2 separate regions of the Homo sapiens genome follow, and region 2 is linked to region 1. A link is an interaction called in ENCODE POLR2A ChIA-PET data of the cell type or tissue named here. Cell type or tissue: MCF 10A. All regions are shown on one strand.

The links. ChIA-PET counts read pairs that join two places held together with the same protein. Peaks named below come from ENCODE experiments on the same cell type or tissue, not always from the same donor. Only the 100,000 strongest peaks of a DNase experiment are listed, where the experiment ranks them.
Region 2: POLR2A ChIA-PET joins it to region 1 with 5 read pairs; 7 of 35 experiments call an interaction of 5 or more read pairs at or near these places.

Annotation. Positions count from the first base shown.
Region 1 is chr17:19,246,609-19,251,608 of GRCh38, reverse strand. The region is part of intron 1 of EPN2 (epsin 2); the gene reads right to left. Among named protein-coding and RNA genes, the nearest start is that of EPN2, 12 kb to the right of the region's middle. In MCF 10A, no CTCF peak of the experiment used is centred here; no DNase peak of the experiment used is centred here.
Region 2 is chr17:19,384,608-19,389,607 of GRCh38, reverse strand. MFAP4 (microfibril associated protein 4) reads left to right here and starts at 2,418. Exons shown (of 6, transcript NM_002404.3): 1 at 2,418-2,458; 2 at 2,770-2,848; 3 at 3,144-3,298; 4 at 4,154-4,250; 5 at 4,327-4,509; 6 at 4,899-5,000. The coding sequence starts at 2,453. RefSeq lists enhancers at 2,493-3,038, 3,039-3,584, 3,585-4,130. In MCF 10A, no CTCF peak of the experiment used is centred here; DNase peaks (open chromatin) are centred at 1,507 and 2,967.

The sequences.
Region 1 (5,000 bases):
TACAAAAATTAGCCAGGAGTGGCGGCGTGCACCTCTAATCCCAGCTACTCAGGAGGCTGAGGCAAGAGGATCGCTTGAACCTGGGAGGCAGAGGTTGCAGTGAGCTGAGATTACACAACTGCACTTCTCAAAAAAAAAAAATTCAACTACAAGCTGGGGGTCCAGGCGATGTCTGCAAACTCAGGGATCTTCCACTGAAACGCTTTTAACAGAGCCCCACAAACAACCCCACCCAACACACAGTGCAAAGAGAGCTCACCTCCAGGCTTGGGAGCTGAAGGAAGCAAGATCCTGCCTCTCCAGATGCAGTAAGAAGCTGACACTGTGATTGCCTATCCATTTGTTTCCCCTATCCCTCTTCTAGAACTAGAGGTAGGGCAGGAGTCCCCATGGCATTCCCAATGTCTAGGAGAGTGCAAGGCACACAGATGTTCAACTACATGCTTGTTGTGTGATCCTGGTTTTTAATGGATATTGCTCTAAAGGTACACTATAAAGACTTGCTTTTCACAAACACCAATGCAAGACATAAAAGGGAAGGCATCAGAATGTACTAGTGTTGGGTGCCAGAAAAGGAGGGGACAAGAGACAAGGAATCATGGCACAAACAATCCCACCTAAAATAGCACCAGAGATGCTGCAGAATGTAGAGCCCTGGGTCAGAGAGAGAAGGGCACAGAGAGGAGGAGGGACAGTGTGTGCCAGGCAGAGGCAGAAGAGGCTTCAGGGAAAGGGTATAGAGGCAGTAAGTGAGGGGGGAGGTGCAGGGGGGCAAGTAGCAGGGTATGAACAGAAAGGTAGACAAACTCAGCCACCCTGCGTTGGGGATTCTGCCCTGACTGGACTCTGTGTAAGCCCCTGTGTCCCCAGAGCAGGGACCAGACAACCAGGGGAAATAAGCAGGCACCATGTGGAGGGTGGAAGTCTGTGGAGAACTGGCACCCGCAAGCCCCAACTAGAGATGGCGCCGACACTGGCTCTGACCCACTGTTACCAGGCAACAGTACAGGCCCCAGGCTGCCAAGTGTTCTGATTTGTCAATGAAGCTGCAAGACTAGGAGGCTATGTAAGATCTCCTGTTTTTAATATTGGCAACTATGACCAACAAATAGTGGCCTCCCAAAGATAACCACATCTTAACCTCAGAACCTGTGAATATGTTAGGTTTTGTGGCAAAGGAGAATTAAGGTAGCAGTTAGAATTTAAGTTTCTAGGCAGGGCATGGTGGTTCACGCCTGTAATCCCAGCACTTTGGGAGGCTGATACAGGCGGATCACTTGAGGTTAGGGGTTCGACACCAGCCTGGCCAACATGGTGAAACCCTATCTCTATTAAAAAATACAAAAATTAGCCAGGCATGGTCGCGCACACCTGTAATCCCAGCTACTCGGGAGGCTGAGGCAGGAGAATCCCTTGAACCAGGGAGGCGGAGGTTGCAGTGCGCCGAGATAGGCATCACTGCACTCCAGCCTAGGAGACAGAGAGAGGCTCCGTCTGAAAAAAAAAAAAAAATTCAGTTTCTAATCAGCTGACTTTAAAACATAGTATCCTGGATTATTCAGTGTGCCCAACGTAATCACAAGGATCCTTAAAAGTGGAAGTGGGAGGCAGAAGAGTCAGGGTCAGAGAGAAACCACGTGGGAAAGAGTGGAAAACCGCAGCTGGCTTTAAAGATGGAAGGAGCACGAGCCAAGGAACACAAAAGGCCTCAAGAAGTTGGAAAGGCAGAGAAAACGGGTTCCCCCCCAGAGCCTCCAGCAGGAACCAGCTCTAACTACACCATGACCCCAGCCCATTAAGACCTGTGTCGGACTTCCCGCCTATACAACTGCATTGTTTTAAGCCACTGCATTTGTGGCAATTTGTCACAGCAGCCATAGGAAACTGACAGAGCAACCAATTTCAATGTTTAGAAAGAGGCACAAACAAAACACATCTGTGAGCTCAATCCACCTAAGGACCACTTTTCTAGTCCAGACTGGGCAGAGTCAAGGGCAAGGACTATTTCCTGGGTGCCCAGCACGGAGCCTAGCACACAGCAGCTCTCTGACATTCACCCCAAGTTAACGCAAGGTCCCTTACCTTTACCACATGGTCATAAAATTATCCAGGGATTTCTGGAAAATAGAGCTGCTTAACTGAAAGGAGTTCTATTCCCAAGAGACTGTTTAATCACATAGACATTACCCAGAGGCCTTGGGAAACTGGCCTGGAGTAGAGGAGGGAACATCCATCTCACTGCAAACAGAAAAAAGTGAGGGCTCTTCAGGTCCTCTGGAAGAAACCTCCAACCTCTCCCTCCCAGCCACCCTCAGGGTGCCAGCTTGCTCACTGCAGCTCCAGATAACTTCGGTTGTTCTTCAACAGCAGAGGAACACTTCTCAAGTGGGCTCTTTTTAGCTCCCCACTTTCACCAGCACAGAGATGCTCTGATTAGAGGTGGGGTGGAAGGCCCACAGTCCTGCCCACTCACCGCCAAAAGGCTACGTGAAAACCACAGCCCATGAGTCAAACCTCACCAAGCTCGCCTGTCCTGCCTGGAGAGTCTGGTCAGCAGGCAGCTGGGCCTCTGCCACATGTCCAGCTCTTCCTCCTCTGCGCCCTCCTTGCTCAGCTCAGGCCTCTGCATAATGCAGCTCCCTCGGCCAGGGATCCTCTCATCTCTGTCCCTGAGAACTCCCACTTTTCCTTCAAGACTCGACTCACATACTATTTCCTCGAAGCCTTCTCTGGTTCCCAGGTTCCATTCTAGTGTCTGACACCACTTTCTAAACTTCCCTCCCCCAGCTATCTCCCAAAGCTAATATTACTTGTTACTGAGGCAAGAGCCACCATCTGCAGACCAAAAACTATTTTGAAATGTAAGAGGAACTTAAATTTTATTCACTCAGGCGTTCCCAGCCAACAGCACATAATACATATGTGCTCAATAAGCATTAAGTAAAGAATAAATGAAGTGGACTATAAACTCATTTTTTGACTGAAATACCATATATTACAATGACACTGTGACATGCATTAACTGTACCATGTAAAATCCCACTTCTAGACTTTGACTAATAAACTGAATCTATCTAAATTAGTAACTCCACATTACAACTATCTTTAATAAAATTAAAGAAATGTAATTTAAAATTTTACATGTACCATCTGCTGCAGTCATTACAATTTAGGGTGTGGGGAGGAACTTGGCTAGCAAGCTTGAGAGAACAGATAAGAACCTGCTGTGCCTGCTCTGTGGCTAAAATGCAGGTTGAAAGGAGGCTTGCCAAATAGGTGGATCACAGTCTCTTCTGCCCATCCCTTGTTTAAACTTTCTACTAAGCTGTCCTTCTTTATTTACCAAGGTAGCTTAGAGGCGTATTTCAGCCAGGGTGATCATTTCTGCCAGTTCCTCTCCAGCCCTGATTCCACCAGCCAATCCACAGTCATTCTACAATAGCTCAGGAACCCAGTCCCCGCACCACATTACTTCAAAGGCTTCTTCTGGCTTCAATTTTCCCCTTCCAATCCCTGACACTCCCAGAGGCTCCTCCAAGCACACAGCTCAGCTTCTCAACCCACACAGACTATGAGAATTAACTGGGGGCACTTCTAAAAATTACTGGCTCCCCCTTGATTGGTCTGGGGTAGGGCCCCATCATGGGCATTTTTCTAGCTTTCCAGGCCACATGATTTGCAGGCTCCCAGGGAGTCAAATCCAAACTTCCCAGCCAGCACTGAGGCCCCCTTTACTCCCTAAACACAACTCAACTCTGGCTTCTCTTCATTCTCCATCTCTAGAACTGCTATCTAGCCAGTCTCAGGAAGCCAGTCTGGGCCAGGCCCCCACCCACAGAGATTACTCCGCAGGGCCCCCTTCTCAAACACTTGAGGTGGCACCCACTCAAGACCTACCCTGCTCCCTACTACCCAGAAAACCAAACCCCAAGGCTGCTGTCTCATCAGAGCCAGTGGCCATCTGGCCACCTGGGAGCTCACTGCTCCCAGCAGGCATCCACCCGTCACCAGCTGCAGGAGCCAGCACACACTCAAGCACCTACCCCATCCCATCTCAAGCTTTAACTCCTGCTGTTCCTGAGATCCGAAATACCTTCCCATCTGCCTTCCACTTAGGGATACTGTTTCTTGTTCTTCAAGGTCCAGCTCAAATCCTACCTTCTCCTGATAGCTTCCCTGACTTCTAAATTTTTTCTCCATTCTTGACCCCCTGACAAAGAATCAAAATCATGGCTCAACAAACTGCTAGCTTCTGTCTCACAAATAGTAACTTTGTCTTCTCAATTAGATTAAGTTCTTGGTGGCATTTCATTTATAACCATTATTTGCCTCTAGATCACGTGTTCCATATTTTTCAGGTTGACACTGGCCTCAGTCATGAAACTGTCCTTGAAATGCCCATACTTCTACATCTCCCAGCTGCTTCTCATAAAGTGACATACAAATTCTTTCTCCAATCAGATGTTTCCCAAATTTTGTCATCCATAGTATAGTCATTATATCCCAGGACAGCTCTGAGTATCAAAAAGGCACACAGGGGGCTGGGCGCAGTGGCTCACGCCTGTAATCCCAGTACTTTGGGAAGCTGAGGTGGGCAGATCACGAGGTCAGGAGATCAAGACCATCCTGGCTAACACGGTGAAACCCCCTCTCTACCATAAATACAAAAAGAAATCAGCCAGGCGTGGTGGCGGGCGCCTGTAGTCCCAGCTACTTGGGAGGCTGAGACAGGAGAATGGCGTGAACCCGGGGGCGGAGCCTGCAGTGAGCTGAGATCGCGCCACTGCACTCCAGCCTGGGTGACAGAGCGAGACTCCGCTTCAAAAAAAAAAAAAAAAAAAGGCACACAGGGAGGACTTGCTTTCAGGGGGGAAAAAAAAAACAAAACAAAACAACTGCGTCCCTTTATTGCTAGGATATTTTTTTGGGGGGGGCGGAAGGGGCCTTTTAATACAACTTTTTGCTCACATTGATTTATTCACCTCAGAGTCTTAAAGAGT
Region 2 (5,000 bases), 140 kb before region 1:
GAGGCCTCATCTTCCTCATCCCCACTGTCCAAGGTGGCAGCTAGAGCTCCAGCCATCACATCCAGCAGGACAGAGGGCAGGATGAAGAGGGACAAGCCACCTACCTTTACAACATACCTGTTGGCATCTTGTTGGCCAAAATTCAGATGTGTGACCTCACCTAGCTACAAGGGAGGCTGGACAATGAGCCCAGATAAAAATCAGGATCTTACTACTGAGGACTAAGGGAAGAACGAGTATTGAGAGCCAGCCAACTGTCTCTTCCACAGGCAAGCATACAAGCTGTGTTGAAGACAACCCATTCATATGAGAATCATGATGTTTATGATGACGATGACGATAGCTAATATTTACTAAATAGCTGCCATTTGTAGGCACTGTTTTAGGAACTTGATATGTATTACTTAATCCTTACCACACCCCTATGAAGTAGATACTATGACTATCCTCATTTTACAGAGGAGGAAACCAAGGCACAGAGAGACTAGGTAATTTTTGCAAGGTCACCCAGCTAACAGGCAACAGAATCTAGATTTGAACTGAGGTAGCCTGACACAAGACACAACTATGAATAGAGGCAATCACAGAACCAAGTCAGGGAGGCCAACTGGGGCTTTGCCAAGGGGCTTATCTATTGACTCAGGAGTGGAGAGATGGGACCTAAGCCAGAGCTGCCTCATCACTTTGCCTTTGAATATTTCATCTGTTCATCCATTCAACACAAATGTCCTTTTGTAATACACCTTACATTTGCAATTCACTGTCCAAAACCTGTGCTTGCCACTCCTTGTGGGGCAGATACTGTATCCTCAGCAGCCAGCATAGCCTATAGCACACAGCGCTCAAAAGATATCTGTGAGCCAGGTGTGCTGGCCCTGTAGTCCCAGCTTCTTGGGAGACTAAGGTGGGAAGAACATTTGAGGCCAGTTCAAGACCAGCCTGGGCAACATAGGGAGACCCCCCCCATCTCTACAAAAAAATTAAAAAATTAGCTGGGTGTGGTGGCACACCTGTAGTCCTAGCTCCTTAGGAGGCTGAGGTGGGAGGATCACTTGAGCCCAGGAGCTTGAGGCTGCAGTGAGCTATGATTGCACTTGGGCAACAGGGCAAGGCCCTGACTCTAGTATCTTATCTATATATAGATATAAATACGTAAGTGACTGTGCATGTACATATCAAGCCTACTCTGTGCCAGGCTCTGTGATGGGCACTGAGCATGCAGAAATGAGACACACACCCTGCTCACTGGCCCTTATGGCCAACAAAAGGAGGCAGATGAGCGGGCACCACAAGGAGCAGCACAAAAGAGTGGGGACCTCCATGGTGAAAAGTCTGGAGTGGCTGCACTGTAGTTTATGAGTCACAGCAATAAGGGACAAGGTCCTCAAGGTAGGCCAGAGACAGACTTGAAATTCCTTTCATGTCCAAGGTGAGAAACCTAGCCTCAGCCCTGAGGCAATAGGGAGCCATGAGGCTTTAAGCAGGGTGACATAATCTGAGAGGCCATCTAGAACAACTCTCCTGGTAGTGTGCCAAGGATAGGAGGAGAGAGCCCAGAAGTAGGGAGATTCAGATGAATCTGGGAGGTGTGGGAGCCAAAGTGAAGGGTTTGGAAGAAGAAAGGAGGGGTGGAGTGAGGAGAAACAAAAGAGGTCCCATACCTATTGCATGTGAGCCAGATGGGCCAGGGAACTGTGGGAGGGGAAAAGAGTGGGCCTGAGGTGGCCAGAGTGAGGGGGGCTGGGGAGGGGGACTGGAGAGGGGCCCTGGCCTGAGCTGGGGCAGACAGAGCAGTTGGACGCCAGCAGCCTTGTGCTCATGGCTCAGAAATGTCCCAGGCCTGCCAAGAAACTGCTGCCTCTGTCCCCCCACCAGCCCCAGCCAGGCTCCCACATCAGGAGCTCTGAAACTGTCCCCTCAGCCTTCTGCTCCCCCAGAGCAGGCCTCCCGTCCCCAGAAGCCAGGCATATGACACCCCCACTCTCCCTCAGCCCTCCCCCTCAATGGCTGATGAAACACAGGCCAGGGAAGGAGGGGAAAGAATAAACAGACATCTGCAGGGGGGCCCATCAGGAAGTAGGGGGCAGGCTGCGGCGGGCTGGGGCTGCCTGGGGGCGCCAGGGGGCCCACAGGTCTAGCAGGGTGGGTGGCAGATGGCGGATAGCGGATGGAGTGGGATCCAGGGAACAGTTGGAGCCAGCAGGGAGTTAACGTCTGCAGTACTTTGCCCGACAGGACTAATGAGACACAGGTGGTCCCCTGGCTCCAGCCCCACCTCCCAGCCCCCTGATAGTGTAAACTGATGCTGGTTGTCTGGGGTGGGGAGAGGGGGGTTCTGCAGCTACGGGAAGGGGGGCGGGGCTGGGGCGGCTGGCGGGGGCCCAGCGCATAACTCTGGGCGGTTGCAGTCTGGGGCCGCAGACACCCAGCCACTCTGAGCAGAACTGACAGCATGAAGGTACGGGGCCCAGGGTCGGGGGACTCATAGCATGGGGGAACTGAGCCCACTCCAGAGGCCCCTGGCCACAGAGGGCACTATGAAGGCACAAGGAGTTCTCTTGAAACTCGTAAGCTATGAGGGTACACAGCGTCCCAGAGAGTGGGGTTACTTGGCGGGCGGGGTGGGGGGGCAGGGAAGAGGGGCCAAATAGCAGGAGAGGGATTCAGGCAAGGGCAGTATGTGCATGCATGGTGGGGGCAAATGCAAAGAGAACAGGGGATCTCTGGAGCTGGGAAGGGGCTGTGCTGACCCTGTCTGCCCATCGCCAGGCACTCCTGGCCCTGCCGCTGCTGCTGCTTCTCTCCACGCCCCCGTGTGCCCCCCAGGTCTCCGGGATCCGAGGAGATGGTAAGCAGCCCCACACTCACAGACGCGGCCTGGCCCACAGGTTGTGCAAGAAGAGGCTGGACTGTCAGAACAGACTGTCAGGGCCGAGCCCCAGCTCTGCAGGACTCAGGTTCCTCCTTTACAAAATGGGGCAGATGGATGACATAAGCATTGCTCATCTCCCTTGAAGAAATCTTCCATGACTCCTTGTGTCAAAGTCCCCCAGCCCCAGGGACTGAGGCAAACCTTGGGGTGCTGAGGTGTCAGTGATGCCATAGTCCCACTCTCCTCACTGTCCCCATGTCCCTACCCCCAGCTCTGGAGAGGTTTTGCCTTCAGCAACCCCTGGACTGTGACGACATCTATGCCCAGGGCTACCAGTCAGACGGCGTGTACCTCATCTACCCCTCGGGCCCCAGTGTGCCTGTGCCCGTCTTCTGTGACATGACCACCGAGGGCGGGAAGTGGACGGTGAGTGGGAGGAGGGAACAGAGGCCAGAGCTGGTTCTAATCCCAGCCCTGTGACCCTGGGCTTCACATATGCGAACCTCAGTTTCTTCATCTTTAAAATGGGGATAATGATACCCACAGCACAGCTTCTGAGCAGCTGCCAACGCTTAATTCTAAGTGCCTGAGGTAGGTGTTTGTTTGTTTGTTTTGAGGCGGAGCCTCACTCTGTCATCCAGGCTTGAGTGCAGTGGCTCCATCTCAGCTCACTGCTGGAAACTCCACCTCCCAGGTTCAAAAGATTCTCCTGCCTCAGGCTCCCGAGTAGCTGGGATTACAGGCATGTGCCACCATGCCCAGCTAATTTTTTTATTTTTAGTAGAGATGAGGTTTCACCATGTTGGCCAAGCTGGCCTTGAACTCCTGACCTCAGGTGATCCGCCCGCCTCAGCCTCCCAAAGTGCTGAGATAACAGGCGTGAGCCACCGCGCCCAGCTGAGGTAGGTTAATGCACATAAGCCTCACAATAATCCTGGGAAGTAGTGAGGAACTAAAGCCCAGAGAGGTGAAGTAACTTGCCCAGATCCCACAGCTAGGCACTCGAACTCTAGAACGCCTCCCTCTTAGCCTCTTTCCTGCCTCTATACGAAACTGGGTATGAAGAGCCCAGGTGGGTGCTGGCAACTGCTCCACAGGGGGCCTGGTGCCAATGTGGACGTTGTTTTAGCAACCCCACTCCCACCACCCTCCCCACCCCCAACCCAGTCCTTTAACAAACTGGCCACAGCATCACAGGGTCCATGCTTGAGGTGGGCAGGGCAGGACCAGAACCTTGCCCATTGGACCCTTGATGATCCAGTCTCATCTTCTCTGCTCCAGGTTTTCCAGAAGAGATTCAATGGCTCAGTAAGTTTCTTCCGCGGCTGGAATGACTACAAGCTGGGCTTCGGCCGTGCTGATGGAGAGTACTGGCTGGGTAAGGCAGGGACCAGGTGGGCTGAGGGGCTGCCCCAGGGCCAGGTCCTTGTTGACCAGCTGCCCCTCCTCCCCAGGGCTGCAGAACATGCACCTCCTGACACTGAAGCAGAAGTATGAGCTGCGAGTGGACTTGGAGGACTTTGAGAACAACACGGCCTATGCCAAGTACGCTGACTTCTCCATCTCCCCGAACGCGGTCAGCGCAGAGGAGGATGGCTACACCCTCTTTGTGGCAGGCTTTGAGGATGGCGGGGCAGGTATAACCCGCTGTTAGCTTTGGGAGGGGCTGTGAGGGGAAAGAAGGCAGGGCTGGCCCTGCCCAGTCAGCCCCAACCTCCTTCAGGCCCCTCCTTCAACCCTTCTGGATCTGGAAGGGCCACAGCTGGCTCCAAACAAGCTCAAACCAGCTTGGGCCTCAGCCCTGGGGAGCAGCCATCCTGGCCCTGCTCCAGGCAACTCTGTGGTGGAGCAGCTGTTTCTCTTCATTGCAGAAGCACATCAACCCAACATCTGGCTCAGGGAGGGTGCCCCCATCCCGCCAGGCTGCCACGTGATATCTCTCACAGTCGTCATTGTCACCCTCTCCCGGCCAGCTCGGGGCTCAGTTCCCTGCCTCAGCAGCCCCAACCCTTCTCTCCTCTGCCAGGTGACTCCCTGTCCTACCACAGTGGCCAGAAGTTCTCTACCTTCGACCGGGACCAGGACCTCTTTGTGCAGAACTGCGCAGCTCTCTCCTCAGGAGCCTTCT